Linked DNA regions of Homo sapiens: regions 1 and 3 are each linked to region 2. A link is a loop called in an ENCODE intact Hi-C map of the cell type or tissue named here. Cell type or tissue: Caco-2. All regions are shown on one strand. Links, peaks and the distances in the headings refer to the core of each region. The heading gives the core; the rest is flanking DNA.

Region 1 (10,970 bases), core at 1,816-9,815, 55 kb before region 2:
TGTACATGAAACCCCAGATAGACTATAAATAATTCTAAACAAACAAGTAGGTAGATATGTATGTAATTGCTTTTAAATCATTTAAATGCCTTTGTTTTTGGACTGTGCAAAGGTTGGAAGTGGGTTTGCATTTCTAAAATGGTGACTTTTATTCTGCAAGAGTTCTTAGTAACTTCTTGAGTGTGGTAGACTTTGGAACATGTAAATTTTTTGCTTGTAATGTTATCCTGTGGTAGGATTTTGGCAGGTACACACACTGCCCTATTTTATTTTGAGTCTAAGTTAAATGTTTTCTGAAAAGAGATACATGCACTGAACTCTTTCCACTGCGAATCAAGATGTGGTAATATAAAAGGATCAAGACAAATGAGATCTAATACTACTGTCAGTTTTAATGTCCACTGTGTTTTATACAGTATCTTTTTTTGTTCACTTTGGAAATTTTTACTAAAAATTGCAAAAAATAAAGTATTGTGCAAAGATGTAAGGTTTTTTGAAACTTGAAATGCATTAATAAATAGACGATTAAATCAACTTGAAGGTTCTATACTCTTTGAACTCTGAGAACTATCACAAGAAGCTTCCCACAAGGCAGTGTTTTCTTACAGTTGTCTCTTCCTACAAAAGTATAGATTATCTTTATTCTTAATACTTTGGAATCCATGTAGAAAATTTCCAGTTAGATACTCTGCGTACACACAATAAACCTTTTTAAAACACCCAACTAATCTCAACTGCATTACATTGTTTCTAATCAATATTCAGTGCTTGTCTTGGTGGAAGAGGTGAGTCATTTTGAAAACTTATGGTCTTGTTTTTATGTGTTTTTCAAAGTTTTGAATGCTAAGTACCTCATTTATTTTAAAAAGCCTAGTTTAATGATAAGTTTGTTTAAAATTTTGAGCCATCATTTTTCTCTTCATAGCAAATAAGGAGAGAATTGACATTTCAGTGTTACCTAGAAAAGGAATTGTAAGCCCAGAATAATTCCCTGCATGAGGTAATCTGCTTCAAATTCTTTTTTTAGTCAAGGTTAGCTATAAGTAATACTTGTTAAATGAGTAAATATGTAATACTTTGTGAATTACTTTGTTAATTTAGGAGCATCAAATGTATATTATGTTTAGTTATTTATGAAACTCTCAATATTGATTGATTTGGGTAATTATAAATTAGTTATTTTTACTTGTAATTGAATGCTTAAATTCTGTTTACAGTCCGTCCTCTCTCCCTCCATCCCTCCCTCCCCAGTTTTATAAATTCAGGTACCAATTCACAAACAAAATCAGAAATAAAATAAATTTATTGACTGCTTCTGGATTTAGCATTCCCTGTAGTGTCAAGCAATGTCATGCAGTTTGGGGAAGCATTTATTTAAGGAAATGACAACTTTCTCTGATCAGTCTTGTTTTGTGAGGTGTCTTCAACACTTTATGCTTTGGGTACTTCGTGTTTGTCACAGTCTTAGGATAGTGAAATCTGATTTGTCCAAGCGGAGCAAACTACTCGACCCTCAGTCCTTGTATTTGTCCCTGTAGTAAGACCTAATTATTATTATTTCTTAAAGATGGGATTGGTGTCCTTGGCAACTATGAAATTTCGGGGCTTGTGCATGAGAAGGCATTTCTTATTAAGTATTTCTAATTGAAGGTATCAGAGTGTCAAGCATTACAAACCTGGACAGTTCACCTGGAGGAGTACAAGAAGAGATATTCATTATCCATATTTAAAGGGTCAAGGTTTCCCAAAACCAGGGTGCAAGCCAGATGTAGTTTTAAAGCAGCTGCCAGGGACAGTTCATCTTTAGAGAAGTCACTAAAGTTGTAAGAAATTTTAGTTTCCCCAAAACCACTTTCAACTTCTTAGAAACTAGAAAGACAATTGGTTTGCCCCACAGAGGACAACTTCAGTTTCAGCATCTCTCATGTTGTGTTCTTGATTAAAAACAACTTCCATTTGATATACTTTTCCGTTTATTACCAGTTTAGTTTTTTCACTATTGTTTCTGTATTCAACTCTTTATATGATTAGGATAGAAATTTAGCCCTTCTGTTTTATATTACTATATTGTTTGTGTGTCTTAGATATATACATGTATGTACTATTTTCAGTAGAAATTCATGTATTTTATAATTGGTAAGTTCTTCAGAGCATCTCTTCTATAAAAAGCAACAGGATGCTAGGTAAAACGGAGCATTGAGCAAAATACTGATTAGTTTTTGCTTTTTCCTGAAATCTACACTAAAGTGATAGGGTGTGGGGTAATCCAACAAGGACAAGGTGAATTGAACAAGAACGAAATCTGGAAGCAGATGAAGGAGTACTATTGATTGGGCAGACCCAGGGAAGTCAAATCCTAAACCAGCAGTGGGAACACAACAGAATGGTGTAGTTTGCACTGGTAAGATTTGGGTACCTGGCAGGGCTGGGTGCGGTGGCTCACACCTGTAATCCCAGCACTTTGGGAGGCCAAGGCGGGTGGATCACTTGAGGTCAGGAGTTCGAGACCACCCTGGCCAACATGGTGAAACCCCGTCTCTACTAAAAATACAGCTGGGCGTGGTGGCACATGCTTGTAATCCCAGCTACTCGGGAGGCAGAGGCAGGAGATTTGCTTGAACCCGGGAGGCAGAGGCAGGAGATTTGCTTGAACCCAGGAGGCAGAGGCTGCAGTGAGCCGCGATTGCGCCATTGCACTCCAGCCTGGGTGACAGAGCGAGACTCTGTCTCAAAAAAAAAAAAAAAAAAAAAAAAAAAAAAAAAAAAAAAAAAAAAAAATTTGAGTACCTGGCCTTTGTTACTTTTTTTCTATGTGTGTGACAAAAACATAATATGCACACTTTTGTAACCCACCTTTCTCATTTAATGGTACATTGATAATGTATATCACATTAACTACTCTAAATATTTCTGTGGATGTATGTTTTTTTTTTTCTTAACCAATTTCCCATTGTTTGGACATGTAGGTTCCACATTGTTTATTATTTTAAACAATTCTAAAGAATTTTAAACAATTCTTAGGAAAATCCTCAGCCTAATAATGAAATTAATTCCTAAAAGTGGAATTGTTGGGGTAAAGGTTTTTTGAGGGACATTGATAAAAATTATGGTACTGTCTCCCAGATAGATGTACCAAGTTATACTACCACGATTTAATATATATATATATATATATTAAATCAGAGTCCCATCCTTAGAAATCCACATATATGCAGCCACATGAATGTATTAGAAACAATAATAGAAGACTCATGCTTAATTCAGTTGATTAGCTTTAGACATAATTCAAATGCAAGTCAAATTGAGTGCCCTAATTGTGGTCTCTTAAGTACCATTTTTCTTCAAGGGAACCAGACTCCTTTGGATAAATCACTAATTCCACCTGTAAGAAAGAAATGTACAAGAAGAACCTAGGAAACATTGTTTTGTACCAGATCAGAAAGATTCAGGAGGCACCTTAGAAGTTACCACTGGCCAAGGCTGAGATAACTTTAGCATCAGCAAGGATAATATCTGCAAGAGATTGAAACTCATAGTATTGTATTTAACTCTGTGAGTTAATGATGGTAGTGGACAGAATTATAGTTACCTTTGGGATACGCTTTTAAAGAAATTCCAGGTAATAAGAGAAATGATAGAATTAGGATATCACCATTTTACCCCCCCAACAATTTATGGATCTAGACAATAATCGCCAGTGACTGCTAACCTCACAAAGTGAGAGCAATCAGATTTTGTGCCTCCTAATGGAAGTACATATACCACCTATGAAGCAGTTCTGCCAAAAGTCACATCTCATCATGATGAAGCCTCCTGATCTAACTACCCCTTCATTAGAAATACAGGGGACAGAGGGACAAATAATATACAAGGGACTCAATCAGCAAAATCCAGACTCTGGAAAACTACAAGACATATGGTCCTGCTTCAACAACAGAAATGCAAAGAGAAAAGACAACGATGGGTTAAAGGAGACTTAAGAGCTACATCTATCAAGACAATTTATGGACTTATTTGGATACTGATTTGAACAAACTGTTGAGACCATTGGAAAAATGTGAAAAGTGGATATTTGATATTAAGGTTTTTAATTATTTTTAGGTGTGATAATGGTATTGTTACATTTTTTAAAGGACCCCTTTTAGAGATGCAAATTGAAACACTTAAAAAATGAAATGATACGATGTATAAGTTTTTGCTTAAAAATAAGGATTGAAGTTGGCTGGTGTGTGTGGATATAGTTGAAACAAGATTGGCTGTGAGTTGATAATTATTGAAGCTGGGTGATGGGCACTTGGGGATTTATTATACTATTTTCTCTACCTGTGTTTATATTTGAAATTTTTCATAGAAGTTTTAAAATGTGGCCAGTTGTGATGGCTCATACCTGTAATCCCAACACTTTGGGAGGCCAAGGTGGGAGGATCACTTGAGCTCAGGAGTTAGAGACCAGCCTGGGCAAAATAGTGAGACTCCATCTCAAAGAAAAAAAAAAAGTGTTTTAAATGTGAATCAAATTCCTATAGAAGCTGATTCATTACTGTTTTTATTTTAGCAGTAATTCATGATAATGACCTGTATTCATAATGATTTTCATAATGATTGTTTTAGTGGAATTAAACTTGAACCAGTCAAGCTAACATAATTATATTCTGCTCCAGTTACAATGAATAATTAATTGATTTCAACTGCTAGGGTGAACTCTTGAAGCTATCAGTCATCCAGCAATCTTAGCAAGCAGGCCATTGGGTCCCTGTTTGCTCTGTCTCTCTCTCTCTCTCTCACTGTTGAAGGGCTTAGCTAACTACTTAAGTAAAATATTTGTTCTCTGTTAAACATGTCAAGGAGTATGGTCAGCTTATCCACATTAAGCCTGTGTGTCCCACGTTGGAGTAAATGTTAAGTAGCTCACTACAATAAACTAGATTCTTCTGCCCTCTCTTGTTTAAATGATCATGTTCCCTGGAGGTGGAAATAGATCTTTAAAAAGATATTCTGTAGTTGTTTGTTCTCAGTGTAAAAAAATGAGAATAATTTGATAAGAGTGTAGGTTGTCTTATATAAAAAGTGGTTCCATTTGCATGAATTTTAGAAAAATCATTTTGGAAAAATGAAGGCTATGTGGTTATACTGAACACATTAAGCAATTTTATTCTTTATTTTAAATGAATATTTTATTATCGTTTTCTTCCCTTGCCCTTTGGGTATGGGAGTTAGCCTTTGTGTTTCTAAATACAACAGGCCGGTTTTTATAAATTAAGGTGTCAATATATTCTTCATTATTTAGTTTTGTGATTGTGGTTAGTTTTCATTTTTCTTAAGTATCTGCTAGTAGCATCTGTAATTAAGTGAAGTGACCTGTTAACCATTTTCCTCTTTCTCCTCCTTTCCTCCTCCTTGAAACATATCAGAGCATGTTTGAAATTCTTTGGCTTTTATGGTATGCATTTGCTGATATGCATTGACCAGTTACCTTACTCACAGATACTTCTTAGGCACTTGATTGTGCCAGGGCCTTGGCTAGATGATAAGAATACAGTAGTGAACTTAACAGTTTCCCTGCCCTGGTGAAGCGTATGGTCTTGTAGGTGAGATAGATATCAGATAATCATGTGAATAAATGTACAATTCCAGCTGTGATACATGCTGAGGAGGAGGTTTTTGGTGATCCAAGAGCTGATCATGCAGAGATAGGACTGAGAAAGGAGGGTGGGACGTTGTCACAGCTGATAATGCAGAGATAGGACTGAGAAAGGAGGGTGGGACATCAGGAAGGTCAGAGAATTCCTTATGAAAGTGATGCTTGAGTCAAAATATGATGGATGAAGAGAGTTTAAATAGATTACATAGAATTTTTAATAATGTCGATTGGTTATATACTGGGCACTGATAGCTGATTTTTCTTTGGGGAAAGGTATGTCAGCCTAGTCATTCAGATTCCTTTATTTTTTTAAATGTTTTTTCATTTTTTGCTTTGCATTGCATTCATTTGCTGAAGAGCTGGCTTGTACTTTGGCAGGTGTCATACTTGGTTATTCTCCTTAGGATATTGGCCCAACAATCTGGGAGTTGTGAAAGGCGCTTCGCTTTTCAGACCTGGGCGTCTGTATCATGACTATCATAAATTTAGGATTAAGACACCTAGCCTCCTACCAGGATGAATGAGGTGTCCATGTGACCTGCTGTGCCCTGGAATTTTATACATCTTTCTCTCATAGCACACACCATATTACAATATAATCCTGCCTCATCTAAGCCAAACTTTCGAGAGAATCATTTACACTCAGTGGCTACTTCAGCTCCCATTCACTTATCAACCTGCTGCAATTTTTCACAGCCCCCAAAGGACTGCAGTCTGTGCCTTCAGGGAGCTGAGGGTCTAGCGGAAGGAAAGAAACCAGCAGTTACAGTACAGAGGGGTTTGTGTTGGAAACTCTACAAACACAGGATGCCCTGGTAGCTCAGAGGAAGTGCATATCGAGCATGGTAGGTAGGTAGTGGGAAGAGCCAAGATGACTTCCCAGAGGAGAAAAGCTGGACCTGAGTTTTGGAGTTTCGGTAAAAGTTTGCTCTAACTAGTCCAAGCTGCTGTCACAAGCTTTTAGAAATGATGTAACCATGGGGCAGTTGACTGTCGTCATGTTCTTTGCTATTTTCATGACTCTGGATGTGCTTTTCCTATTCCCTGGATTGCCCTTTCCCTCGATTCCTCTGCAGGACTGGGCTTTATTAATCTCCATTTCCTTGAGCTTGGCTATAGTAGGTGTTCAATAAACATTTGTTTTGTTGTGTGCTTTGTAAATAGGCAATGAAGCTGATTTCACAAGATAGGCACAAAAGTTAGTTTCATTACAACACATTACCAACAGCTGTATTTTTAACTTTTAACATATCTCATTCTAAATCCTGTGGCAGCACAACCTCCTTCCGTCATACCTGGAGATAAATTTTCTTTCAAAATCTAATATGCACTGTATTTATAGAATATGAAACATACCGACCATGTTTTGCAAAAATGGGAAAGGCATAACTTAGCTTTGGGGCATGTAAGTAACAACTCCTGATAGGAGAAGAAATGTATTCAGAAAGCTCAAATTAGAAATAAAATGGGAGACTCTAGATTTGTGTTTGTGGATGAATGTTTTCTTTAGCTAAATCATTGATGTAATGTTTATTTGGCTATTTCATAGTGAAAGGTGGAAGTTAAACGTTTTGAAGGTATTTTCCTGCAGTAAACTTCCAGATTAACATTTTCTGTTTTTTCACAGAAATCTAGTATTTTTTTTTTTTTTTTAATAACAGGTTTTTAGACAAATATTCAGGAAAAAACAGGAGGTATAAATTCCAGGGTCAAATGGAAATGCAGAGTTACACGGGTTTTTATTTTGTTCTGTTGATTGATTTTTTAAAAAATGAGGTATTTCTGAGAGCCTCTAGTATGCTAGCACTGATTGTGATCTGTAAAAGCATCTTATAATATGCAGTGCTCCCAAACTAGTAAACTCTTCTGCTGTTTTCTCCCCTAAAGAGTCTTGAGTTCTGCAGAACACGCTGGGTGTTACTTCTTGGATAGCTGGTACTGTAGTGTGCCCTGCTGGGGACAGGTTCTCCTTACCTAAGGAATTCTCACTGGGCTGGGACTTCCACATCTGTTATGACACTTGGCACTGACAATGGGGTTGCAGAGGTTCTCAGGACAGGCTGGTTAGCCTACTCCCTCACCCTTACAAGCAACTCTGCTCTCTGTGGCACTCATCAGAATTGCTTTGCACAGTGGTCTCCAACTTTTTTTTTTTTTTTTTGAAATAGGTTTTCTGTAGACCAGGCTGGAGTGCAGTGGCACCATCATAGCCCACTGGAGCCTACACCCTCTGGGCTCAAGCAAACCTCCCACAGTTGGGATTACAGGCACATGCCACCACGCCCAGCTAAAATTAAAAAAATTTGTAGAAACGGGTGTCTTGCTGTTTTGCCCAGGCTGATCTCAAACTCCTGGCCTCAAGTGATCCTCCCACCTTGGCCTCCCAAAGGGCATGAACCATCGCATCCAGCTTGTCTCCAAGTTTTTTGATCTTGTATCTTACACTTAAAAATCTTGAGTACACACTCCTAATATGGAAATATGTATAAATAATATGACTGTGTTACTGCACTATGATGATGTTTTAAAGTATGCCACAATTTTGAGGGATAAGAGAAAAATGAACGGAGATCATATTTCTTCCCACATTCCAGTAGGCATTTTGCACTCCCTACTGTGTACACAATCCACTTTGTAAGCCTCTGGCTTTTGAGATAGAGTCTACTTACAAGCCAACTAGCTGTCGCCCTCCCTTCGTTCCTGGGTTAAGTTTGCTTTCCAGTGAAACACTCTGCAACCATTGAAGAATGCAGGCTACCTGCAGGTATTTGCTTCTAAAGAAGTCCAAGAAGTACTAAGTGGAAGAAGCAAGTATTAATATATATGTATGGTCTGATTTCTTGTGTGAAAATTTTTTACATTTGTAAAAATGTATAATTTATTCAGAGAAAATCTCTAGATTGATACATTAAAAGCTGTTAAGTTATTTCTGAGCACTGGGATTAAGGGCCTTGGGAGAGTAAGAAGATTTTTATTTTTTACTTCACTCTTCTGCACTGCTTGAATTTTTAATGAACCGGATTCTTTTCGTAATAAATAATTTTTAAAATCACTAAATATATTAGGATGTCAACTATGTTACAATGCATTGCCAATGTTGATTGTTGAAGTTGGGTGATGGGCATGTTGGGTTTCATTGTATTCTTCTCTACTTTTATGTGTATTTGAATATTTCCATAATAAAAACTTTAAATAAAAAATGCGCTGCAAAAGAGTCTATAGAAATACACTACACAGTTAACGTGGTTATCTTAAGGGTGGGAGGACAGAAGAAGGGTTGAATAGAACTTCAGATACCTTCTGCCTCAAATGTTTTATAATGGGAAAACCACTGATACACACACACACACACACACACACACACACACACTCACTGCAGAGCCACCAATGCAAAGAGTTTCATATGTAGAAGGGAGTAGAAAATACTTACTTGATTTCCTAGATAAATGTTAGTTCCTAGGGAAATCTACAAAATAAATGTGTAAGTCGAGTGTTTCATATGTAAGGCTTGGCTGTTCCATATTAAGATTTTTTTTTTTTTTTTTTTTTTTGAGACAAAGTCTCACTCTTTTGTCCAAGCTGGAGTGCAGTGGTGTGATCTCAGCTCACTGCAACCTTCACCTCCTGGGTTCAACCGATTTTCCTGCCTCAGCCTCCCAAGTAGCTGGGACTACAGGCCTGCACCACCATGCCCGGCTAATTTTTGTATTTTTAGTAGAGACGGGGGTTTCACTATCTTGGCCAGGCTGGTCTTGAACTCCTGACCTTGTGATCCACCTGCCTGGGCCTTCCAAAGTGCTGGGATTACAGGCGTGAGACACTGTGCCCGGCCCCATATTAAGATCTTAAGGCTTGTTTTATAAAAAGGATTCCTGGGCATGTTGTATAATCAAAGGTGAAACTCCACAGCATAGCCACATGCCTCTGCACAGTCTCAGCGGCAGCAGGGAGGGCACAGCTAGTGGTCTGCCATGAATGATTTGCACTTATAGCTGGTTACCAAGCTCCATAACATGAAAAGACAGTGTCTTAAAGTACAATACCTAATTATAGCTCTCACATGGGGTCCAAGGGAGTTAATATGTAAAGGACATTTTCTGTTGCTGACTGCAATGGTAGGCTGCATTCATGGACACAGAATCTATAAAGAGGGAAATGATGGTCCATTAGCCGTGTGACCTTGTAAAAGCTAAGCTGTAGGTACCTCATCTGTGAAACAGGGATAATAGTTTTAGCCACCTCAGGGGACTATGATGTGGATTAAAGGAGAATGTATGTAAGGCACCTTGCATATGGTGAACACTCGAATGTCAACTGTTCTGGTTTTCATGTGAAAAACTGCTTACTGAACTGGAACATTTAGCTTGCGAGCAGGTGTCCCCTGATTTTAAGTATCTTCTCCTCTAACAGACATGTGGTTAGGGTCCTTGGTCTGTGGTTAATCTCATTACCCTTGCCAAGTTTAGGAATGGTCATGTCACCTAATTTTGGCCAGTGAGATAAGAGGGCTGTCTCCCGCATGATGTCTACTGTTCCTTCTCTGGATGTTACCATGCCTGAGTGAGCTGCCTGCAGTTGCAGTGGGCAACTTGGTAACAGCCTGAGGATGAAGCCAACATCAAGGATGGTGGAGCAGAGAGAAGGAAAAACACTGCATCTTCATAACATTACCAAGCAGCCCAGTCAGCTCTTCCTGAGGCCCCACTCTACCTTGGAACTTCCTTTTGTGTGAGATTTAAAAACAAAACAAAACCAACCAAACAAAAAACCCTCTTTATTTAAGCCAGTTTGAGTTAGCTTCCAAAGGCATCATGATTGATTGAACCTGCACCAGACAGGATTTGAGGTAGGGGTGGTAGCATGTATTCAGTGATGTTTATTAAGCACTTTAGAATGCAAAAATAAAGACATCAAGAAGTTCCGAGACATGAGGAACTGGGGGTTCTGGAATGATAGCAGCTTGAACTTTTTTCTACTTGCAGTTTAACCCATTTGCCTCTCCTGAGAAAAGCAGCTGCTGGGGCTTGCCGGGGGAAGATAAGGCCTGGGATGTGAATGAGGCTTCGGGCCACAGCAGAATCCTGTCAGAGAGCTGGGGCAAGATTGTCTTCCTGCCTGGGAACCATATCATAAGCCTAAGGAGGGGATCCGGGGCAAGGTCCTCGTGAATGTGTGGGTCTCCCTGCTTCTTGAAGAGCTGACCAGATGGGTTGAGTTGCCTTCACTGCTATGAAGGTGTCTGAGAGAGGTGAGGAGACTAGAAAGGGGGCAGAGAGGCTTCCTTCAAGTCCCTTGCCAGAGGACTGGCAACCCACATGCTGCTAAGCTT
Region 2 (10,970 bases), core at 1,418-9,417:
TTTACCAAGTGCCTTCTATGTGCATGGAGCATCTTGGGTTCAAATCTAGGCTCTCCTAGTTTCTAGCTGAGTAACCTTGGGCAAGTTATTTTTCTCTGTGCTTCAGTTTTCTCACCTGGAAAATGGGGTTAATAATGCTCTCCTTCCAGGATTGTTATGAAGGAGAAATACGTTAATAGATCTAAAGCGCTTAGAGCAGTGTCTGGAACATAGTAAGGACTCAACAAATGTTCGTTACTGCAGTTGTTGTTGTTATTAATATTAGCAGTAATAGGAGGAGGAGACATATACTAGGTTGGACAGAATTTTGATAATGAAGAGTGCATTTTGGTAAAAGCATCCTGGTAAGAGGCTCCTGTGGTCCTCATGTTGCATTTATAAACAAGACTCATTCATTTGATCTTTAATTCAGTTAACAAACATTTTGGAGCACTGATTACATAATGGATAGTGGCCCACAGTAGTCTATTAGATGAGAATAGGACAGAATCCTTCCCAGGGAGAAGCTTACGGCCTAGCAGAGCAGAGAAACACAGACAATTAGAAAGCCGAGCTGCAGAGCAGTGGTGGAGAGTGCTCAGGGCCACACGGGAACTCCCGGTGACACTGAATGCCCTGTGGGAGTGCTGGGATGAAGGCAGCAATGGCTTGCAGGAGGACCTGTTTGGGACTGTGTCTTACAGGAAAAGTGGGAGTTAATCAGGAAAAGAGGAGGAGAAAGAACACTCTAGGCAGAGGGCACAGACTAAGCCAAGACCAAGAAGAGAGAAGGCAGGTGCATGGGGTGTGGAGGAAGCTATTAATACAAGCAGTTAGATGTTGCTGGAACGTCATGTGGGAGGCAGGGAGAGGTGAGGGGAGGCAGGTGATGGAAGGGTTCATTTTCCTCTCCAGGATAGGATAGATGGGGGTTTCAAGAGTACTTTTCAACTAGATGGCAGGGAAAGGTTTCTAAGTCATGAAGTAGACACCAAAATCTCTGGAGGGTTCAAATTGTGAACTATGCTTGAAATCATGGGTGGGCTAGACACTGGGGAGGCAGGATTTCCTCTTGGAGACAAGTTCTCACATGGTTTGACTTCATCTATTGCCAATAATATCCTTTCTCTCCTTCTTCCATAGTAATAGAATTTTTAGCATCACTAAAAGGCTACATTTTCTTTAACAGCCTATACTTCTCAGCCACCTTTCCACTTAGATATGGTCAATGGATGTAACTGGGAGAATTTCACAGAGGCTCTGGGACACCTAAAAAACACTCTTTTATACCAAAAGCCATTGAATTGTGTAAACTTGAAATGGATAAGTTGTACGCTTTGTAAATTATATCTCAATAAAGCTCTTGTAAAAACCTTGCTTTTGACTCCTTTGTGTACATCTTTTACTACATTGTGCTTCCTGGAATAAAGATGTGATGGCTAGTCCTCTAGCTGCCATCTTGGACTATGAGGATGAGGGTCACACCCCAAGATGGCAGAGCAGTGAACTGGAAGGAGCTGGGGCCTGGAGGACTTCACTGACCAAAGCTGTCTAGCCGGTTTTTGGGTTACATATATCTTTGGAATATTTTGCGAAATGAAAACAAATTTCTGTTTTCTTTGAACCACTGCTAATTTGAGTCTCTGTTATTTGCTGCTGAACTTAAACCTTGCTGATACAACATTTCATTGGGAGTCCATTCTTCTGGCTTCCTATGTCCCCCTGTGTGTAACATGCAGATTCAGGAAGGAGGCTTCTTCCTGCACGGACTGCAATCCCTTGTGGGCCCCAATGGGCTGTGTGGCCTCTTTGAGCCACATTCTATCTGAAACATGGAGATAATTATATTTTCTCACGCTGCTTACTCATGGAATCGAGATAATCAATGAGCTAATGCGTGGGGAAGCACTTGGAAAATTAGAACGTGCTTCATAAACATTATGCATGGAGTTGTTATCACCAGCTCCCTATCTTTTTATGAACATGAACACGCTAGAAAGAAAAAAAGAAAATGTGAAATCGGAGAGAAAAACGGCATGTCAGCATTTCCTACCGACCACCCGTGGATTATCATCACCAGAGGCAGGGAGGAGTTGAAGCCGCACTCCTGTAACGTGTCCGGATGATTGATTCGAATCTGACAGCCCTGATTGGTTTCTCCAAAGAGCAGGAATCTGGTCTTCATCTCATGCAGCGTTTTGTTTGTTTCAACAGCTTGAGCTCTTCTTCCAAATGGCTCTGCAATATAAGATTGGGGACGGTGCTTAGCCTGGCATCTGCTTCATCTGAAGCCCTCCGTCTTCTCAAAGGCTGCTTCTACAAGCACAAGCCAAAGAGGTTACTGGGAGATGCTGGAGATCAGAATGAGCCACAACTGTGGGGAGCCCCAAAGACTGTTTCCAGTGGAATGGCCAAGTGATGGAGGGTGGCCTAGGAGGTTGAGATCACCAGATCCTCTAGCCTGTTATCCCAGTGACCAGCCAATCAAGCACTAGAGTCACCCTCTAGGTCATAAGGAATATAGGCAAGGCAGTTTTGGAGGCTCGGTGGATAAGCACCTCACCCCAAATCACACTGCCAAAAACTGATAGAGACAGGATTTGAACCCAGGTGTCGCTGTCTCCAATTTCATCCCTACATCCCTACCTAGAGAGACAGTGAATAGAGCATCTTAGCTGGGTGACACTATGTATTAGCTCCTGAGGCTCAACTTGTCCTCACGTGCAGACAGATTATATCAGGTAAGCCTTGCAGGGACAAGGTACAGGGGTGAGTGTGGGGCAGGGTTGGGGGAATCACAGAGGGAGTAGTGGATGCCGCTTGAGGGAGGGTGTGGCATTCAGGGAGGGCTTTTCAGGGAATGTGATGTTGACCCTGGCCTTGCAGGATGATTGAGTGTGTGTGTGTGTTTTGTTGCGGGGGTCAGGGGTGGCTGAGGGAGCAACATGAGTCGAGGCTCACAGGCATGCAACCTTGCATACATAAAGAGGCAGGAGACAAGGCCAGGCAGGCCAGAGCATGGAGGGCCCTGGGATGCTGAAGAGTCTGGCTTCATGCTCCAGATGCCAGGCTGCTGCTAAAGAGTTTGCAACAGAAAAGAGTAGAGGAATGTCCATTCGGAGGCTTTCCAAGGCCGTGGGAGGTGGAAAAGGAGAGGAAGATTGTTTTTAACATATCACCTTCTGTTGTTTGACCGAAGGGCCTTCCAGCCTCTCTTCTGGGGGAGCCTCACTATGACCATGAGCCACTTTGGAGGGGTGGGTGAGTGGCCATCCAACTCTGCCAGGCAGCCCGACAGCTGTCCTGTCTGTGGTGCTGCACCAGAGACGGACACCTCTGCCAAGAGGCCTGGTAGAGCCTGGCAAGGTGGCGCGTTTCCATGGCGTGGCATGTCAAGATGGGCGCATCTTTTCTGCCAAGATTAGGGATCAGGCCAAGAGCTGGGAGAGGAAGCTCTCATCCCTTCCTTCTGGTAGAAGGTGGGCTCCCCTGCGGCTGAGGAGCAGACACAAGGCCGCTCTGACCTTTTTGGTCAGTGAACTCAATTCAGCCCATTTAATAAGGACCCTGATCATTCTTTCTGAGAATAAAATCATTCAGGCTTCTCAAATAATATGTCTTGGGCTTTTGGTTTCAGGGGACAGCAGGACCAAGAGATGATGAACCTACAAAGTGCAAGGGGAGGTGTTAATGAAACCAATTTTCCTACCCAAAGGGTATTAACTCAAAAGGTTATTAATTCTCAGCAAAGGGCAATGATTTTTCACTATGAAGACAGAATGAAATGCATCATATTTTATTAAAAGGAGGTGTGAGCAAGAATTTGAATAACTTTTCTGAGATAATGAAGAAAATTTCTGCCGCTCTCTTTGGCTTTTCTGAGCTTATAGAGAGTCTCAGCTTGCCCTCACTCCTGGAAGCCTGCTTCCAACCTAGCCTGCTGATTTCACTGGCTGCCCTCCTGTCTAAGTCAGAAGCCGGGGTGTCACCTTGCACTGCTATGCCAGCTTCTCGATCAGTCCAAAGCTTCAGGTTTCCTAAATATCCCTAGAATCCTGTGCCTTAGTTCCCGTGCACACTGTGTCTTGCTTGGTTTATTACAGCAGCCTCCTAACTGGTCTCTCTCTGCTTGGTCTCTCTGTCCTCCTGCACACAGCTGCTCAAAGAGTCTAAAACAGAAATGACTATACCTGTTAGTGACTTTCAGCTTCATGGTATTGCAGCCAAGGCCACCACCTGAGTGATGATCCCTCATCCCCCACCTCCTCCTCTCTTTTCGTTCTCCTGCTACCAACAGTTCCCAAATGCCCTTTTGGATGCCGGTACCTTTGCACCTCACCTCCTGCTCTGTCTCTGCTGCTCCATTCATTAAAATGGAACTGAGACTTCACAGCCTCCAGGAAGCCTTCTCATCTAGTCAGAGATAATTACTCCTTCTTGCTCTCAGCACCGTACTGCCTCCCTGATCCTAATACACTTGCCCTGCAGCGGGGTGATTTATTTATCCAGGTGTGTGCTTCCTCCACCTGTCAGCGAACTCATGGAGGGTAGCCCTGGGCACAATGGTGGGTGCTCAATAAATGTTAGTGAGCGGTGAGGTGTCCTGCCAGATCCAGATCTTGGATCAAAGGCTGGCACTCAATCTTCAGCCATTTATACATTGGACCTAATGTAGCTCATTTTCTTTTATTCAGAGACTGAAACACTACACCTTTCTTCATTTTAGGATAGCTGCCTCAAATGTTAAGAGGGTCATATGAAAATAAAATGGGGATAAAAATAGTGCCTATCTTATGAGGTTGTTAGGAGGATTAAATAAGATATTTGTAAAGAGCTCAGAACAATGCCTGACATGTAATTAGAACCTAGAGAAGAGAGCGTTGTTAGAATAAGTACCAATTGGAGCATCTAGCATCTTACATTTCTGATCAGTGAAATCCTTTCTTTCTGTGGAAATTCACCCCAGTTGTCCTCATAGGACCAATTCTGTCTTGTGTATATTTACTCTGGATTTAGCTGTGAGATACGCTCCAGCCCAGGTGGCTGAGGCTTCGAGGCTGTTCAGGAGAGACCATGGAAAACAGTTGTCAGATGGAAAGCCCCACAAACAACTGGACTGAACAGGGCCCTCTCTTTTCTCCCTTCCCGGAGGCTTTAGCTCTCTTTAACATGTGTATGAGCGAGGAAGCTGTATACTGTATACAGGTATGTGCTCATTCATTTATTCACTTCCTCAACAAACACTTATTAAGCATGTATTATGCCCCAGGCCCCCTGGCTAGGTACTAGTTGGAGGCAAAGACAGCATGTGGCTCCTTTCAGGAGTCCCCAGCCCCATGGTGGGGTGGGGGATGCAAGCTTGAAAAGCAACTATTAAAAGTGGTTGCTGTGTTGCAGCGGAGGAATGCCCTGCGTAGGGGCTTTAGGGAAGAGGTCGAGAGAAGATAAAGCATCAGTCAAGTCTAGATGGAGGAAAGACTCTTTAAGAGCTCATATCCACGAGCAATTGTTAAAGAAAGTGGGGCTCTGGTGCCTATAAAAATAAGATTGGGAGGATGACATGAGAGTTGAAGGGCTGTTGTGGAGAAGGTAGACTAGACTTATTTTGTGTAACTTCAAGAGGTAGAAACAAACAGAATCACTGGGTGGGCATGACATGGAAGAACATTTTTAACTTGAAGTAGTTGGCAAAAATTCATAGTTGAAGAACTTGGGACAAAGAGAAAATAAGGGCAGTAAAACAATAAAGATAGGAATGTCAATATTAACACCCAAAAATGTACACTATGTGATCTTATAAGGCTGCTGAAGATGGGCCACAGATTTTTTTCTGAGCTTCTTTTTGGCCACATCAAAGAGGGAAGCGGGATCAGTTATAGCATTCCTGGTGGCCAGGCACTCACACTTTTTTGGTCCTGAAACCCAAGATGGTTTCCCTATGTGTTATTGAAAAAGGAGGTTACAAATATATAGCAGCAAGTTTTATGTGGTTAACTCTGAGAGCCCTGTAATCTTCAGTGAAATAGCAGCCACAGCACCAAATAGCGTTTAAGTCACCGTGAGTCTATAAGAGATTCTTCACTGTAATTGAGCAGCAGCCTCTAGGACTGAGGGAGGCAGGGGCCACTTCAGGTCACATTTAGGGGTGGAAGGAATAGAGCCCTGAAGCCCAGGGGTCTGAGCCTCCATGAGATCAGAGTCTGTCGCTTATTCCTAGAACACTTAGGACACTTGGGCATCCTAAGGGAAGCCCGTGGCTTCAAGGACTCACTGCTGTGCCCACCCTCATACCTTTACTGCAGTTTCTTCCTACAAGTTTTAGCTTTGCACATCACCAGCTCTCGACTGGGCATCTTTGCCTGGGTACTCTTTGGGCACTACAGACTCAGCAAGGCCAAACTAAATGTATTTTCCTTCCTCCCAACCCATTCTTCTTCCTTTCTTCCTACGTTTCCTATTGTGGTTCATAACACCGTCATTCATCTCTATGCCCAAGGTGGAAAGCTTAGAGCTTATGCCCTCTCTTGCCTCTCTACTGGGTCACCAAATACTGAGGACTCAGGCTCAGAATGATCTCCTTTGTCTGCCCAGTGGCCTACTGTATGTCCTTAGCCTTTTTTTTCCCCTTCAAATTATAGTGTTGCAATAGACTTTTAACTGTTTCATATTTTATTTTGCTTTTTGTAGAATTAAGGGATGCTCATTGTATGTATGCTGAAAATATATTTCAGTATAATTTGAAAAGTGCTGAAAAAATAAAGAATATTATTATTTAGAAAAAAACACAAATAACATTTGGAGTATATCTTCATAATGTTTTCTTATGGAGATATTTGTTCCATAGATTCTTATTTACAGTGTGTATAATTGAGATCATGTTACATAAATGGTTTTAAATCCTTCTTCACTTATCATTATCATTTTCTCATAGCATCAAAAATTCTTCAAAACGTACTTGGAAAAAGTGCCGTAATTTATTTACTTATTCCACTATTGTTGAAAATGTATGCTGTTTCAAGGTTTTATTTGCCCTATTACAAACAATTCTCTGATGATATTCTTTATGTATAAATATTTATCGGAATCTATTAGTATTTTCTTAGTGTAGTTTCCTAAAAGTAGAATCAGTTCCTTACGTGTGATCCTATTTATATCTCTTTATATATACATATATATTCAAATTGATCTTCAGCATTTTTAAAAGCTGATATATATTGAATGCTTTCTCTGTGCCAGGCACTTTTCCAGCAGTCTTATTTGTATTGACTCATTTAAACCTGGCCACTCTATGATAAGCTGTGAGGAAAGGATATGCTTTAGCTATGAGTGAAGAAATTGGTTCCATATTGGATAAGCTAGAAGCAGCACATTCTCCAAGCATACCTTCTGAAACTGGAGCTTTTCTCATGTCTTCAGAAGAGGTAGTCACACCAGTGATAAGAATCTGGGGATGATACTGTGGTTTTAGGAGGAGGAATATTAAATTGAGGTAAGTGATCAAATCCATCAAGGGATTCAGCCCCTGTATCCAGGAAAAGGGGTTGATGGACTAGGGAGGCTTGGGGTTGTCCTCTGTATGACAGTAAGTTCCTAGAGCAGCAAAACAATCCTTAAAATTAGTTAGAAGGAGAAGCTGGGTCCAGCCATTACATTTCTAATATTATTTCTTACAGCAAGTGATTTTTCTATTCCTAGTTAACTCCTAGGTTTGAGGGTTCCTGATATTTCATACAAGAAGAAATTATTTCATTTTCTTTTGGGTAAGGACATCAGCAGATGGGTGACTGCAGGCAATTGAGGTGGGGCACCTTCCATGGGAGAGAACCAGGGATTCTACCATAGGAGGCCCGATTGGAGTCAGGATCTGCCTCCCGCCCATGATGCCTGGGCTAGAAGCTGTTGCTCAGTTCAGTGTTTGTTGAGCCCTTTCCATGTATTGGCTGGTACTGGGCACACAAGTGCATAAGAAAGAAGCCTCGGGTATTGCTATGCCCCTCACAAGGTTTTTCATACAACATGCATTATTTAATTTGCTAATGTGTGTGTAGGGGGGCTTTTGCTTTGTAAACATCCACTGCTGAAAATATTCCTAGACCTGGCAAGGGTCCTCTGGAAGACCGAAATTTCATAATTGCCCTGAAAACTCTCCAGGCCATGTACTCTGCTCAGGATGGAACAATCCTATGTAATAAATGTAACCGCAGCTCTGTCCCTGGCTTCTGTGGTCAGGCCAATGATCTGTAGCTGGGCAATGTTGGCTTCAGAATTTCTTGCACGATGGAAAGATGGAAACATTTGTGTGGGAATTTAGTCACTGCTGGACCTTACAGATTCAGCTCCTAGCTGTTGCTGAGCTTTGTCTGGAGATAAGCAGATTCTGCCCAAGGCCATGGTGAGGAATGTTTCTCCCACTCCCACCATCTTGAATTTTGCCCTGACCTGGACACCTGACCCTCCCATTTACTTTTTTCTTGAAAGTAATTCTGTGTCTCAATTTCTGAATGTGCACAATAGTTACTAAACTTTGTATTGTCCTTCACCTCTTGTGACACCCTAGCATCACTTCACTATAATGTCGAACCTCAATTACCCAAGGTATAATTCACTCCTAAGGAGTGAATGAGGTGCTTTGTAAAGCCGTGGTAATTTTTCAGGTCATTAAGATATTGTTTTGAACTCAGAAGAAATTCCTAAGTTTGTCTTGAGTGGGTTTCTTTTCTAGCTATTCTTTACAAATAGCTTTAGGTTTAAAGCTGCTGAAATTAATTTATTACATTTTGGAGGTTGCCATCTTCCCATCATTTTTTGCATTCTTGTTTCACCTCTTCTTTGTTGTTGTAGTTGCTCTTTACTATTTTTTTGTCAAATAAGAAAATGAGATACGGGATGGAAGGAAAGTTATTTTCATGTCTGATTTATTCTGGGGTTTTTTTTTTTTTTTTTTGAGTCCATTTTGGCTCCATACTACTGTAGCCTGAGGCCACAACTTCTTCTTTTGTGGATCCCAGGGAAAAAAGTAAGTAGAGTCTTTTTTCTTGCCAAAAATTTTTTCCTTCTAAACTTTTCTCTTAAATTCTCTTGAATTCTACTGCACTTCAGGCTAGAATCAGAATGATTTTTTTCTTTTAAGAAATCTGGTTATGAAAGAGTATGCCATTCAGAAGAGCTTTCCGTTTGTACTGGAATCCTCTCTGGGGAAAGTGGGGCTTGCTTCCCTAAAGTCCTTCCGAGGTCATAGGCACATTCCACCCTGTGTAGGTTCAAGGTAGGGTGAGAGAACTGAACAGATATCCTTAAAAGAAGATACACAAAGGGCACATGTGTACAAGAAAATGTGCTTAACATCATTAGTCATGGGAGAAATGCAAATTTAAAACACAACGGAATATCACTTCTCTCCCTTTAGAATGGCTAAAATTAAAAAGACTGACAAAACCGGGTAGAACTCCTCATAGATTGCTGGTGAGAACAAAAAATACTTTCTTTGGAAAACCGTTTGACAAGTTCTTTAAAGGCAAATGTACACTTACTATAGGACCCAGTAAACTTCAAGCGTTTACTCAAGAGAAATGGAAACATATGTCCACATAAATATTCAAATGTTCATGGCAGCTTTATTCATAATAACCCCAAATCTGAAACAACCCAAATATCTATCAACTGGTAAATGGATAAACAAATTGTCGCATATCCATCCAATGGAATACTACTCAGCAGGAAAAAGGAACAATTGCTGACACATGCCAGAACATGGATACATCTAAAATGCATAAAGCTAAGTGAAAGAAGCTAGATTTAAAAGGGTACAAACTGTGTGATTCCATTTACAGGACGTTCTGGAAAAGCAAAGCTATTGTGATTGAGAGCAGATCAGTGATTTCCTGGGTCCAGGGAATGGGGTGGGGATTAACTAGCAAAGGGCAAAAGGGAATCTCTAAAGAGAGATGGAAATATCCTACATCTTGATGGTGATCATGGTTACACAAGTGCACATTTAAAATGATTGTTGGAATACTGCACTATAGTCAAGCAATAATGTGGTTTCTCCACATTGCCCTTGATCCAGGTTGAGCGGCATAGGCTGCACAGCAGGCCTTCTGTGGTAGTTACTTGCATAAGTCAGGGCTGGGCCTGGCTGCTCCTGGTTTGCAGGCCTGAGAGGACAGGCTGTTTCTGAGTTTTCTGGAGGTTGGGGTCAATTGGCAGACATAACTCCAGGACTGACTTTGAACCAAAAGACCAGGTCGGGGAGGGAGCCAGCCCTCATGGAGCAGGGTCTCAGGGAGACTTGGCATGTCCGGAAGGTCTTCCCTGATTCCTTCAGGCCGGAGATGGCCAAGGGTTCCCTGGGGACTACCCTGTGGAGGCCAAGTTGTCCAGCAAGAGGGTTAGAAACACAAGGCGCCTGGAGACCATGCAGCGTCGCTGCACCCAGCCTGCATTTCAAACAACCTGTACTTATTGAGGAAAAATTCATTTTCCTTCTCTTATCAATCAAGGATATAGGTAACACCACCCATCTACACTTCCAGTTCTCTGGCGAGAATCCGTTTTACCACACCAAGTGGATAGAATTCCACAGGTAAGCAAACCAAGTCAACATTCAGTTGTCCTGTGCGATATCTTTTACGATGTGTTGGAAAATAGCTGGGCGATGCCCTTCTCCCACTCCAACCACTGCTCCCCAAGGACCAGGGACCTTTTATTGGTAGTGATGATCTAGTCTACCTTCCTTATGTCACAGTTGAAGAAACTGGGACCCAGAAAGGCCACCTGACATGCCCCAAACCATGCATCCAGGTAGAAACTCTGGGCTCTCCTGACATTCAAGCCAGCATCCTTCTACTGTGCTGGAGGACAGAGGTTCCGACCCTCTTCCCTGCCATGTTCTAGGACTCTTCCTATCTCTGTTAAAGCTCAGAGGGCTTACATTCCATGCCACATAAAGGCCGATGCCTCCAAATAAGGCCTCTGATCGGCACAAGAGGAAA
Region 3 (10,970 bases), core at 1,997-9,996, 70 kb before region 2:
TCTATCTGTGAGAAATATGGCTTAGAGGAGTGTACGTGTGCCAGTTCTGATGGCAAAGATGATAAAGAATTATGCCATGTATGCTGTATGAAGAAAAGTAAGGCTTTTAAAAACACAAGAGTATAAAATTTGCCTCAAACTATTATTTTCTCCTAAATTTTAAGTGTAAAACTTTGACCTACAGTTTGGCCAGATAATTTCCAGCTAAATCTGTCCTCTTGAGGAGATTATAAATGTAACGTAGCATTGTGTCTCTATTATTATGGTCTCTACAATGTTTTAAAAATGATAAACTAGACAAAACGTTGCCAGCTTTACAGCAGTAATTTACATAAACACTGTTAGACTTTAAGTCATCGTGGACACTGAGTCAAGACTTGCTGGTTGCTTGTTTACATTGTAACATTTAATATGAATTACTGATGGCGTTACCCAGCCTAACTAGAGAAGGTCTGTATAACATGTTATGGTAATGATTTCAGTTTTTTTTCCCTCTTTGTATTTGCACAACTGGAAATCTGATCTTCAACTTATATTTGAATCTGACCTTCAGCTTATATTTGGCATTTCTTTTCCAGTGGACCCATCAACTTGTGCCAGTACAGGGTCTGTGCAGTGGAGTAGGCACTTCAGTGGTCGAACCATCACCCTGCAACCTGGATCCCCTTGCAACGATTTTAGAGGTTACTGTGATGTTTTCATGCGGTGCAGATTAGTAGATGCTGATGGTCCTCTAGCTAGGCTTAAAAAAGCAATTTTTAGTCCAGAGCTCTATGAAAACATTGCTGAATGGATTGTGGTAAGTATGTTTTTTATTTACAAAGAAAACTTAAAGTGGTTTGATCTTAATTTTACTTGGCCAGAAGTCATCAAAGTTACGAGAAAACAACTTAACTATTTATATTAGAATTACTTTATATGAAGATTTTTAAAGTTCTAATATTTCTGGTTATTATTTCCTTCTGAAGTGATCAGAATCATGTGTATCATTCATAGATTGCTTAGTAGGTGATGGGAGTCATTCTGTTTTACCGTGCTCCTTAGTTCATCTCCTGGATGGGTTACTTCTTTTGGTGCATATTATTAGGGCATTTTCATGGGACTTAAAAAACATTTTTTTTTGTTGTTTTTCAAGACAACTTATTTGCCCAAATCGTGGACTAATTGGTGATTTTTCCTGATCTTTCAGTATAATCTCTGGGTCTTTATCTTGTTTGTAATAGGAAATGTTGAACAGAATAAGATCAGATACACAGCCTTTTGTAGATCTACTAATGATTATGGATGTTCATCCAGCAGTAATCCACTGAACGCTTATTTTTAAGCCCACATATCTCCAAGTTGTACAAACACAGAATTACCTGATGTTTTCTTAAAAGATTGTCAAGATTGACTATCTCAACTTAAGTGTTCATGCTTTAAAAGTGATAACATTAAAATATCTATAGGAAGCTTGCAAATGATATATTTGAGAATGTGCTATAATTGAACTGAATGTAGTTTGCTTTGGAAATTGACTTATAACTCACATTCCCCTTTCTCAAATTAGTGTGTATGTGTGTGTGTGTGTATGTATGTATGTGTGTGTTCAGAACTATGGATGCCTTAAAGCACAAAAGATGTTGTTTGTGTGGGATGTCAGCCTTTTTTGTACTCTTCTAATAACATTCTAGAGTAAAAATTTTATAGTTAACCCCAGCATTTAAAATGATGTTTACCGTTCCTAGGACACATTAGGATATGTGGTTTTTAGATATGTAATGATCATGGAGTAGAAGGATTGTTGAAATTGGATTTAGGAGATCTACCTAGGTTTCAAACCAAATACTTGAGCAGTTGACTTAACTTAGGTTTCCTTAAAACATGTTACTCTTTTTTTAAATTCCTGTGCTTGTTGCGTGGTAAGTTCTAGTAAATACCTGTCAAACTGAAGTTGTCTTCTGGTACCATGGTGCAGTGGAAAGAGCACATGTTTGAGAATCACGTAAGGATTCAAATAATCTTTCTGGTGTTTATCAATTCTGTGACTTCAAGCAGCTTACCTTTCTTGGCCCTTCTTTATTTTCAACTCAGCTATTTTTTTTTCTGATTGTCTCTAATAAGAAAAGTTGAAATTTGGTATACTTGTCTGCTGTAGAAGACAGTGTATACAGAAAACGAAAGGAGATCTCAGAATTACATTCTACTGAGTATATATTGTGCTAGATATTTTAGATTTTTGGGGTACTAAGTCATATCTAAACATAGCATTTTTTTACTTTTCTCTGTTATCTCTAATTTTCACTCATTACATTATTTAGAATTTCAAAAGCCCATTTATTTTCACTTTAAAAATATTTAATAGACATGATCTTTTAAGTATTTTTAAGACCTTTTCTCCCCATATTTTAGATGTGAGGATTAATGAAATGTTTCACAATGAATTGGCAACATGAAGTCCTTTCTTGTGCTCTGGAACTAATTAATCAGACACTTTCAAGTTCATAGACGTTGACTTTAAGTGTGTGTGGGATAGAACATGCCTTTATTTTATATCATTGTTGACAGGCATATGCCAGTCTTTCGAATAGCATGCTCATAATGTGTGAAGAGTACCGCTAGGCTGTTGGTGCATTTGTGGGCATTAACCACATCAAGCAGTAAGATAATAAACATCTGGTCTTTACAAGTTACTTGTCTCATTTGCTTATGTGCATAGTTTACTTGCATACCGGGATTTATCATGTTAGGGAAGTGCCCTTCCAGTTAGTAATACAGATTATCAGGATGCTCTTGTGTAAGAAGCTGTGAAAGAAGTGAGGGGTTAGTTTCACTACTTTCCTTTCCAGTGGTGCCTGGTGGCGTTTTGTCTTCTTTCTGTGTTACACTATGGCAGCTTTTCTCCTCATGCAGGGTAGAGTAGGAAGAACCTTAACAATTTAGAACTTCAGGGCATGGGTTATTGACTGCTGCTACTGGTACCACGGAAGTGATACTTTCTTTTCTGTGTTGACAACTATGTTTTGATTTTTCCAAATACATTTACTGTATTTGCTGAGTGCCTACTGTGTGTTTGGACAGGATAAAATGATAAACATCCTTTGGATTTATCAAAGAGTCATCTAGTTCTTGAAACATTTAAGAGCATTCATCAGTAAATCTGTTGAGACCTTATTTCAGCATCTCCTTTTCTTTAATTAGGGATTGAGGGCATTGGTAATTCATTTCCAGTTTCTTCTATAGTTGATGTGTTCTGATTTTCTGTATCTTTCATGTTAGGTTTGACATTGTAGAAAACTACCTCTTACCTTGACTTTTATTGTTCAAATGTATTGTTGTGTTTCCCCTCCTTTTAAAAATCATTGCCTGATGATTTTGTGGCTTTTTTCTTTTTAACTTGTTCAGATTTATCAGGAGTTTGTATTTTTGTATTGCTAATTTATCAAGAGTCAAACACATTCTCATTTTAAAATTAGTTTCTGCTGTCATATTTTGCTATAATTTTATGCATCTAAGTAGTAAGTATCTGGTATTCTTTATGAATGAAAGATTTAGAGCACTGTTTCCCAAATGCTTAACAGAACACTAGTTCCATTAGATGTTCTGGGCCTTCAATGGTCAAATGAATCTGGAAAACTACTCCATACTATAGACCTTTCTTGGAGATTTGTGAGAAGACCTGCAATAAATAAATCGTTTAAACTTCATTTTCCAAACTTACCTAACCCTAGAAACTTTTATGATGAAAAGACTAAGTCCTAAATATCCTTAGATGTCATTTGGAAAAATATTGATTAATAGCAGTAGTTCTCAATCCTGATTGTATACCAGAATCACCCTAGGGTTTGGACTAATTAAATCAGAATCTCTTGGGTTTAAGTATCTGGGTCTTTTAAAACTCTCCAGTTAATTCTGATGAGGAGCCAGGGTTAAGAACCACTCATCTAGAACAGGGGTTGGCAAACTATGGCCCATGGGCCAAATCCAGCCCGTGCCTATTTCTGTATGGCTCAGAAGCTAAGAACGGTTTTTACATTTTTAAATGATTGAAAAAAATTTAAAAATTATCAAAACATTCTTTTAAAAATCATATGAAATTCAAATTTCAGTATTGATAAATAACATTTTATAGGAACATGGCCACACCCATTTGTTTACACATTGTCTTTGGCTGCTTTTGCACTTTGAGTAGCTGCAACAGTGACTGTATGGCCCCACAAAACCTCAAATGTTTATCTGGGCTTTTATGGGAAATATTTGCCAACTCCTGATCGAGAGCGGTGATCTCAAAGTGTAGGCCTGAGAAGCAGCATCAGCATCACCTGGGAACTTCATAGAAATGCAAATTCTTACGTTCCATTCCAGACCCACTGAGTCAGTAGGTGATGGTGCGTGCTAATAGTTTGTCTGCCATTTTTTTCAGTCTCTGTGATATGTGACTCCTTTTTAAAAAGACTTGTAACAGAAATTTTCCATTTTATCATCTTGATATGTTGAAAATAGAAGGTGGTTTCATTGCTTTGTGGAACAGACCACATAGCATAGCACTTAATGAAACTTTAACAACAAAGATATAATGATATTGTAAGGTTTTCAGCATATAGTGAGGACACAGTATACATTTGCTAGATGAATGAAGCAGATTTCTCAAATGTAATAATTTATATGGAAAAGAGTAAAACTTGTGCATATTAACTTTGAAACTGGAATGTTTTCAGGTTCCTGTTAGTGGTATTTTATCTTACTTGCCCAGGTTGAGCTTAAAGTAACCAAAAGTTTAGTAGCAAGTTGCTTTCTGCTTGGCAGATCGCTGTTGCTGCTGCTGCTAGTGGTGGTGGGAGTTTGAAGGATAGGAGGAGTATATATTCAAAGCCCAGACTATAGTATTATGTCTTCTGAAAAATTGAAAGGAAACTTTCTGCCCCTATAGGGATGACATAATCAGTATCATGGCAAGGAGCTCTGGGCCCCACATGGTCTTGTGACCCATGGGAAGTCCAGAATGCATTTGCTGAGAGTGAGCGTTGTTGAACACTGCAGTATTCATTGAAAGGATCATATGGTTGACTTTCTGGAGGTCTTTAAGAACAGTAGATTATCTTATGTCTGAAGAGACTTGAGTGCATGTCTTCCCTGTCCTCGCTCATGCACTTTTTTTTAGATGATACTTGCTTTGTCATTTTGTTACCATATAGGTTCTTTTTGTTTATATTTAGATTATCAAATTAAATACTATTGTAATTAATACATAATAAATTAGACTATTTAATTTTGACTTTTTACTTTATTATTGGCTATGTTTAAGTGCCTGTATTGAACATCATCTCTCTTTTTCTTATGTAGAATTATTTTCTGAGTTGAGAAACTTCTTGAGTTTTTGAAAAATGGTTGGATGTCTTCTCTTTGTCCCTAAAGTTTTGCTTAACACCCTTGTCTCTGGGATATAAGACCCTGGCACTCAGTTTACGCTCAGTAAATGTTCATTGAATGAATGACAGCTCCCCTTTCTTTCAGACTAACAGGTGGGCAATTTGTGATCTTTTCTTTTGAGAGAAATGCATATTTTACATTTACTACCCTAGTTAGTATTCCTTTCCCTGATTTTATAGTATATTTAAAGGGGATAGCATGTAATTTAGCATTTAACTCATTCTTTTTTTAAAAAGGAAAACTATAAAGGTGGCCGTACTTACTAATATTTTCAGATGCACTATTTATTTTGTTTAGTTTTTCTTACTGTCTTTTGTCTATTGCCATGTTCCATTTCCCCACACGCTAAATTCACAAAAGCTACTATCATTGGCACTAAAACATCTCAAGCATTGGGCTTGTGAGATACATAGTTACCTGAAAAAATTTAGAAGAAAGCCAGGAACACTGTGCTAGAAGGAACTGGAAGTTCTGAAGGGCTTGAGTGCCATATTTTATTATACATCTGTTGATCTAAACTGCGACTAGGTTCTTTTTACCTTTGTTTTCTACAGTTTTAACCACTACTAAATCTGGGCTTTCTGTCTCCAATCTGCCTCTCTTACTGCCATAGCGTGTACTCGTATGGCTCTTTATTTAAATCTATAGGCCAGGTACAGTAGCTTATACCTTTAATCTTAGCACTTTGGGAGGTTGAGGAGGGAAAATTGCTGGAGACTAGCAGTTGAAGACCAACCTGGACAATCTAGCAAGACCTGTGTGTGCAAATAAATAAATAAATGAATTCGCAGGGTGTGGCGGCATGTACCTTGTAGTCCCAGCTACTCAGGAGGATCACCACAGCCCAGGAGGGCAAGGCTGCAGTGAGCCGTGATTGCACCACTGCATTCCAGCTTGGGCAACAGAGCAAGATCCTGTCTCTTAAAAGAGAAAAAAAAGAGTGTGTAGGTACTAAAAAGACTATCATTAAATATATCCAAACCAGTTTTACTGTCCTATCTCTGTTGTAACGGCCTTGTCACATTATTTGTATGTGTTAGGCAATCTGGAAGTAATAAATGAGCTGTTAGTTATGTTTCAAGGTCAATATTTAAATAATGACTTACTTGTAATAACTAGTTCAACAGGTATTTTGTTTGTTGGGTAGGTACTGAGGTAATAGGATATAAGTCCAGGGAGCTCACAGGTCAGTTTGGGATAGAGAAGACAGGCCAGAGAAACATATCTTCAGTCTGTGTGCTGTTTTCACAGAACTGGGAGAACCTATTAGGAAAAGCCTTTAAGGAGATAACGCCAGAGCTAAGTTCTTTGTTTATTTTTATTTTTGAAATGGAGTCTCACTCAGCCACCTAGGCTGGAGTGCAGTGGCGTAATCTCGGCTCACTGCAACCACCGTCTCCCAGGTTCAAGCGGTTCTCCTGTCTCAGCCTCCTGAGTAGCTGGGATTACAGGCACCTGCCATCATGCTTGGCCAATTTTTGTATTTTAGCACAGATGGGGTTTCACCATGTTGGCCAGGCTGGTCTTGAACACCTGACCTCAGGTGATCCACCCGCCCCGGCTTCCCACAGTGCTAGGATTACAGACATGAGCCACCGTGCCCGGCCAAGCTAAGTTCTTAAGAATTAGTAGAAGTAGAGAGTACAGAAATATTTTATGGGGACAGAGCATGTGAAAAAGTCACAGAAGTATGAATTTTGCAAAACATTTTTTTCTACTTTTTTTCTTTTGAAAAGTTTGATTATTCTTTTTTTAGTTGACAAAGTAATACATTCTAAAGTAGGCCTTTTTTTTTTTTTTTTTTTTTTTTAACCCTGGACCCCCAATCTTTCTAGGATGGATTTCTTGTGTATTCTTCGAAACTGTCTATACCACTGTAAGGATATTTACTTTTTAAAAAGGTGGAATCATATACACTTTGCTGTACTTTATCGTGTGCTCAAGTTTTTGCTTTTGCTTTTTTTCCTCTCTCCTACATAGTGGTCTATCTTGGAAATCTTTGGTGGGAAGCATTCGAAGAAGGGTTTGACATGAAGGAGTAACATGGTCAGTTCCATATTTTAGGTAGCCATAACACTGATGGCCATATTTTCATAAAAATGAAAGTAAAGATGAAGGAAGGAAATATATTGAAGATGATAATGACTTTAGGAAGAGAAGTGTGTCTCCTGTACCCAACTTGCCCATCATCGTGAGAAAGCTAGTAGGAAAACTCTTAAGCCTTTGTACTCATGGATTGGCTCACATTAGAGGTGTTACCACTTCCCCAGCAGGTGTTTGGAAATGTACGGTTGTTGTCAGAGTAACTGAAGGGGCTCTACTGGCATTTGATGGTTGGGGGCCAGGGATGCTAAACTTTCTGCATTACTCAAAATGGTCGTGTACTGCTTTGACAGACTGAGGGTGGCCTTCTACCCTGTCTTGCGATAAGTAGCAGGTCTGTTATTTGAGGATGAATAAAAACAAAAAACAATAGGAGTCTATGGAATACCTATATAATAAAGGAATGGGAACATCATCCTAAAGACTAACAAGGAGAGCAGAGCTCTGAACACAATTTTTATAGAAAACAAAATAAAACTTAAAAAAAAATCTGGCAGTCTCAAGAAGTGGCTTTTAGAAAGTAGATTGTAAAGTTTTAAATTCCAAGCCAGATTCAGCCCTGTCAGCATGTTTTGTGTATTCTACACATTGTTTTAAGAAATTTCTCACAAGTTTGCCAGCATTTAAAAATAGATTTTAAATAAAAATTCGGATATATTGCTTCTCTTGAAAAATCAGATCTTTAAGCAGTAAGGTTGAATTGCATTCCACCTTACCTTCCATGTAAGCTTTTGAGTTTGCCGTCCCTGCAATAACAAGCAATGTGAGGGACAACCATGATACAGTTTTTACAGATTGAACAATAAACATGAAAATAAAGAGAAGAAAGGTGTCTGTGGGACTCTTCTGTATAGAGATCTAATCTGAGAATTAAATAAGACTGAGAAATGACACTCAAGTGTAAATCATTCTAAGTTTGATTTTAAAATTGAATATATATATGAATATGTGTGTGTGTGCATATATATGTACGTATGTATATATCTCTTTCCCTTTTTTATTCCCTCTCCTTTTTTGAAGCAGTTAATTCCTAAAGCCATTAGGTGAGCCCAAGCAAGGTAGGCATCCACGCCAAAGTTGGGGAGCTATAGTGGCACAGAGCAGAGTGTTGGAAGCTGACCAGGTTCAGAAGGTGTGGGATGGGGAACACTACCAGTATGGGGTTTCAGAGCCCAAGCAGGGTGAGAATTGCACCCCTGTGGAGGAGTGACTGGCATGGGATGTCAAGAGTGCAAGTAGGATGAGGAAGGTGTCTACATAGGAAGGGTAGGACTAAAAGAAACCAGGGCTCTTTGGCAGGTTCCAAGGCTGGGGTAGGGAAAGAACAGGATAAATCTGGAACTTCTTGTTGGGCCAGAAAGTAAGAAAGTGCTCAAAGAATGATGAGGACATGTCCAAAAAACACAATAATGTCAGTAATTGATTATATATTTATAAAAAATAGGAAACCATGAGGGAATAAATAAATGAATACATTGAAAGTTTGATGAAGAACAGGATATTTACATACTTCCAAATTAGGTCCCTACAAAATTTTCATTGTCTACAAAAGAGAAACAAGAATCATGGTAAAATTTGGCAGATAACACCTTAATCCAGTGATCAAGTTAACATCAGCAGTAATGAAATAAAAATCACGTGTTACTTGATAGGATGCAGCGAGAACACAGCATCTGTGATATTCTTACCAAAGATGTGTGACCTGAATTTGATCACAAAGAAACACCAGAGGAACCCAAATTGAAGGACATTCCCATGCAAAATAACTGCCCTGTAATCTTCAAAAGTATCAAGGTCATAAAAGCCAAGGAAACACTGGAATTTTTCCAAATCAAAGGAGAGAAAAGAAACATGGTGGCTAAATATAGCACACGATTCTGAACTGGATAGTATTGGGACAAATGGCAAAACCTGAATGGGGTCTGAGGATTAAATGTTAGTAATGTATCAGCCCTGATTTCCTGATTTTGATGATTGTCTTGTTATCTAGGAAACCACCCTTATATTGTAGAAATTATATGCTAAAATGTTCAAGAGTAACAGCATGGTGCTAGCAACTTACTCTGAGGTGCTTCCAGATTTTTAAAAGTTTTTCTTTTTTGTTTTTGTTTGTTTGTTTATTTGAGGTGGAGTCTCACTCTGTTGCCCAGGCTGGAGTGCAGTGGCACAATCTCGGCTCACTGTAACCTCTGCCTCCCTGGTTCAAGCGATTCTCCCCCCTCAGCCTCCTTAATAGTGGAATTACAGGCACCCACCATCATTCCTGGCTAATTTTTGTATTTTTAGTAGAGACGGGGTTTCACCATGTGGGCCTGGCTAGTCTCGAACTCCTGACCTCAGGTGATCCACCCGCCCCGGCCTCCCAAAGTGCTGGGAGCCACCTGGGAGCCACCGTGCCCGGCCTCAGGTTTTTAAAAGGTACTTGGAACTTTTGAATTGTACTTGCAACTTTTCTTTAAGTTTGAGACTCTTTCAAAATAAAACAAATGTTTAGAAAGTAGGAAAGGCTTTGTGTACACAAAGAAAAAGTGGCTTGGGATATTTTGCTACAACATGCCTTTTAATTTTAGCATTACTCTCATTAATGCTAAAATTAGCATTAGTATTACTTTAATTATATAAACACTGCTGGAAAAACTAAACAGTGTAGAAGTAGTACCCAGTTTGTTGTAAGTCCCTAAGTCATAGACAGTCTTCTTAAATGGGAGTTTTGCTGGAAACTATTAGTAGTAATTATATATGTTACAGTAACCTGTGTTAAATAAATGTAAAGGTTCAGTTTTGAAGCTGTAAATATTTTGTATGATGTTTATTAGTACATGTGGTCTTAAAACAAAGTTTGAATATTTGGAATTGCAAAATATAATTTAAGACTAGACACAGTAATTTTCCTATAAATTTATCAATAATTTTTGAAGGTTTTTCTGTTTGGCTAATTGATTTGTTTAATATAGGTCAGGTTAAAATAGAAGTTTTGGTTTCTTCTAAGACGGGATGAACTTTGCCTGCTGCTAAAATATGTATCTTCTTCCACTTTTCATATTTAAAAAGATAGCCTATAAACTAATGAATACAATAAAGATATTATATATAATGTAATGAAAACTAATGTATATAAAAAGTAATTTCATAACTAGTCCGAGTCTCAAATTCCAAATGAAATAAAAGAGGAAAAGGGTGTCTCAAAGAGATAGAATTTCAGTCTTAACTTTGATAATTAGAAAGCAATGTAGGTTAAAGAGTAATTTTTAAATCTATTCACTAGTAGAATTTAAAGCAAGTTACATGCTTTCTAAGCCATGGAAAGTATAAACGCAATCAAAACATAGTCTATAAGAGTAAGAGGAGATCCTTTTGTAGTTCATAAGTGTGATGATTGGGTTTGCACACTCATATGTGAGATGTGCCTTCCTCAAACCTTGTTAGGGCATTGGCACATTATCCATTTGAGGGAGAAA

What was found. Hi-C counts contacts between places; a loop is a spot of excess contacts. Peaks named below come from ENCODE experiments on the same cell type or tissue, not always from the same donor. Only the 100,000 strongest peaks of a DNase experiment are listed, where the experiment ranks them.
Region 1: a loop joins it to region 2, with 2.6 times the contacts of the local background. A loop is called at or near these places in 4 of 110 quality-filtered maps.
Region 3: it touches region 2 in a loop (5-fold over the local background); 4 of 110 quality-filtered maps call a loop at or near these places.

The regions. Positions count from the first base shown.
Region 1 is chr15:58,584,958-58,595,927 of GRCh38, reverse strand. ADAM10 (ADAM metallopeptidase domain 10) reads left to right here. Exons shown (of 16, transcript NM_001110.4): 16 at 1-7,119. Among named protein-coding and RNA genes, the nearest start is that of LIPC-AS1, 92 kb to the right of the region's middle. RefSeq lists enhancers at 9,754-9,983, 10,024-10,073, 10,384-10,463. In Caco-2, for the core only: no CTCF peak of the experiment used is centred there; a DNase peak (open chromatin) is centred at 5,527.
Region 2 is chr15:58,529,580-58,540,549 of GRCh38, reverse strand. It overlaps LIPC (lipase C, hepatic type), which reads right to left. Exons shown (of 9, transcript NM_000236.3): 2 at 2,033-2,217. Among named protein-coding and RNA genes, the nearest start is that of LIPC-AS1, 36 kb to the right of the region's middle. In Caco-2, for the core only: no CTCF peak of the experiment used is centred there; DNase peaks (open chromatin) are centred at 5,029 and 5,829.
Region 3 is chr15:58,600,126-58,611,095 of GRCh38, reverse strand. ADAM10 (ADAM metallopeptidase domain 10) reads left to right here. Exons shown (of 16, transcript NM_001110.4): 13 at 1-97; 14 at 579-799. It overlaps LOC124903600 (small nucleolar RNA U13), which reads left to right and starts at 10,861; the gene lies at 10,861-10,964. In Caco-2, for the core only: no CTCF peak of the experiment used is centred there; DNase peaks (open chromatin) are centred at 6,265 and 6,605.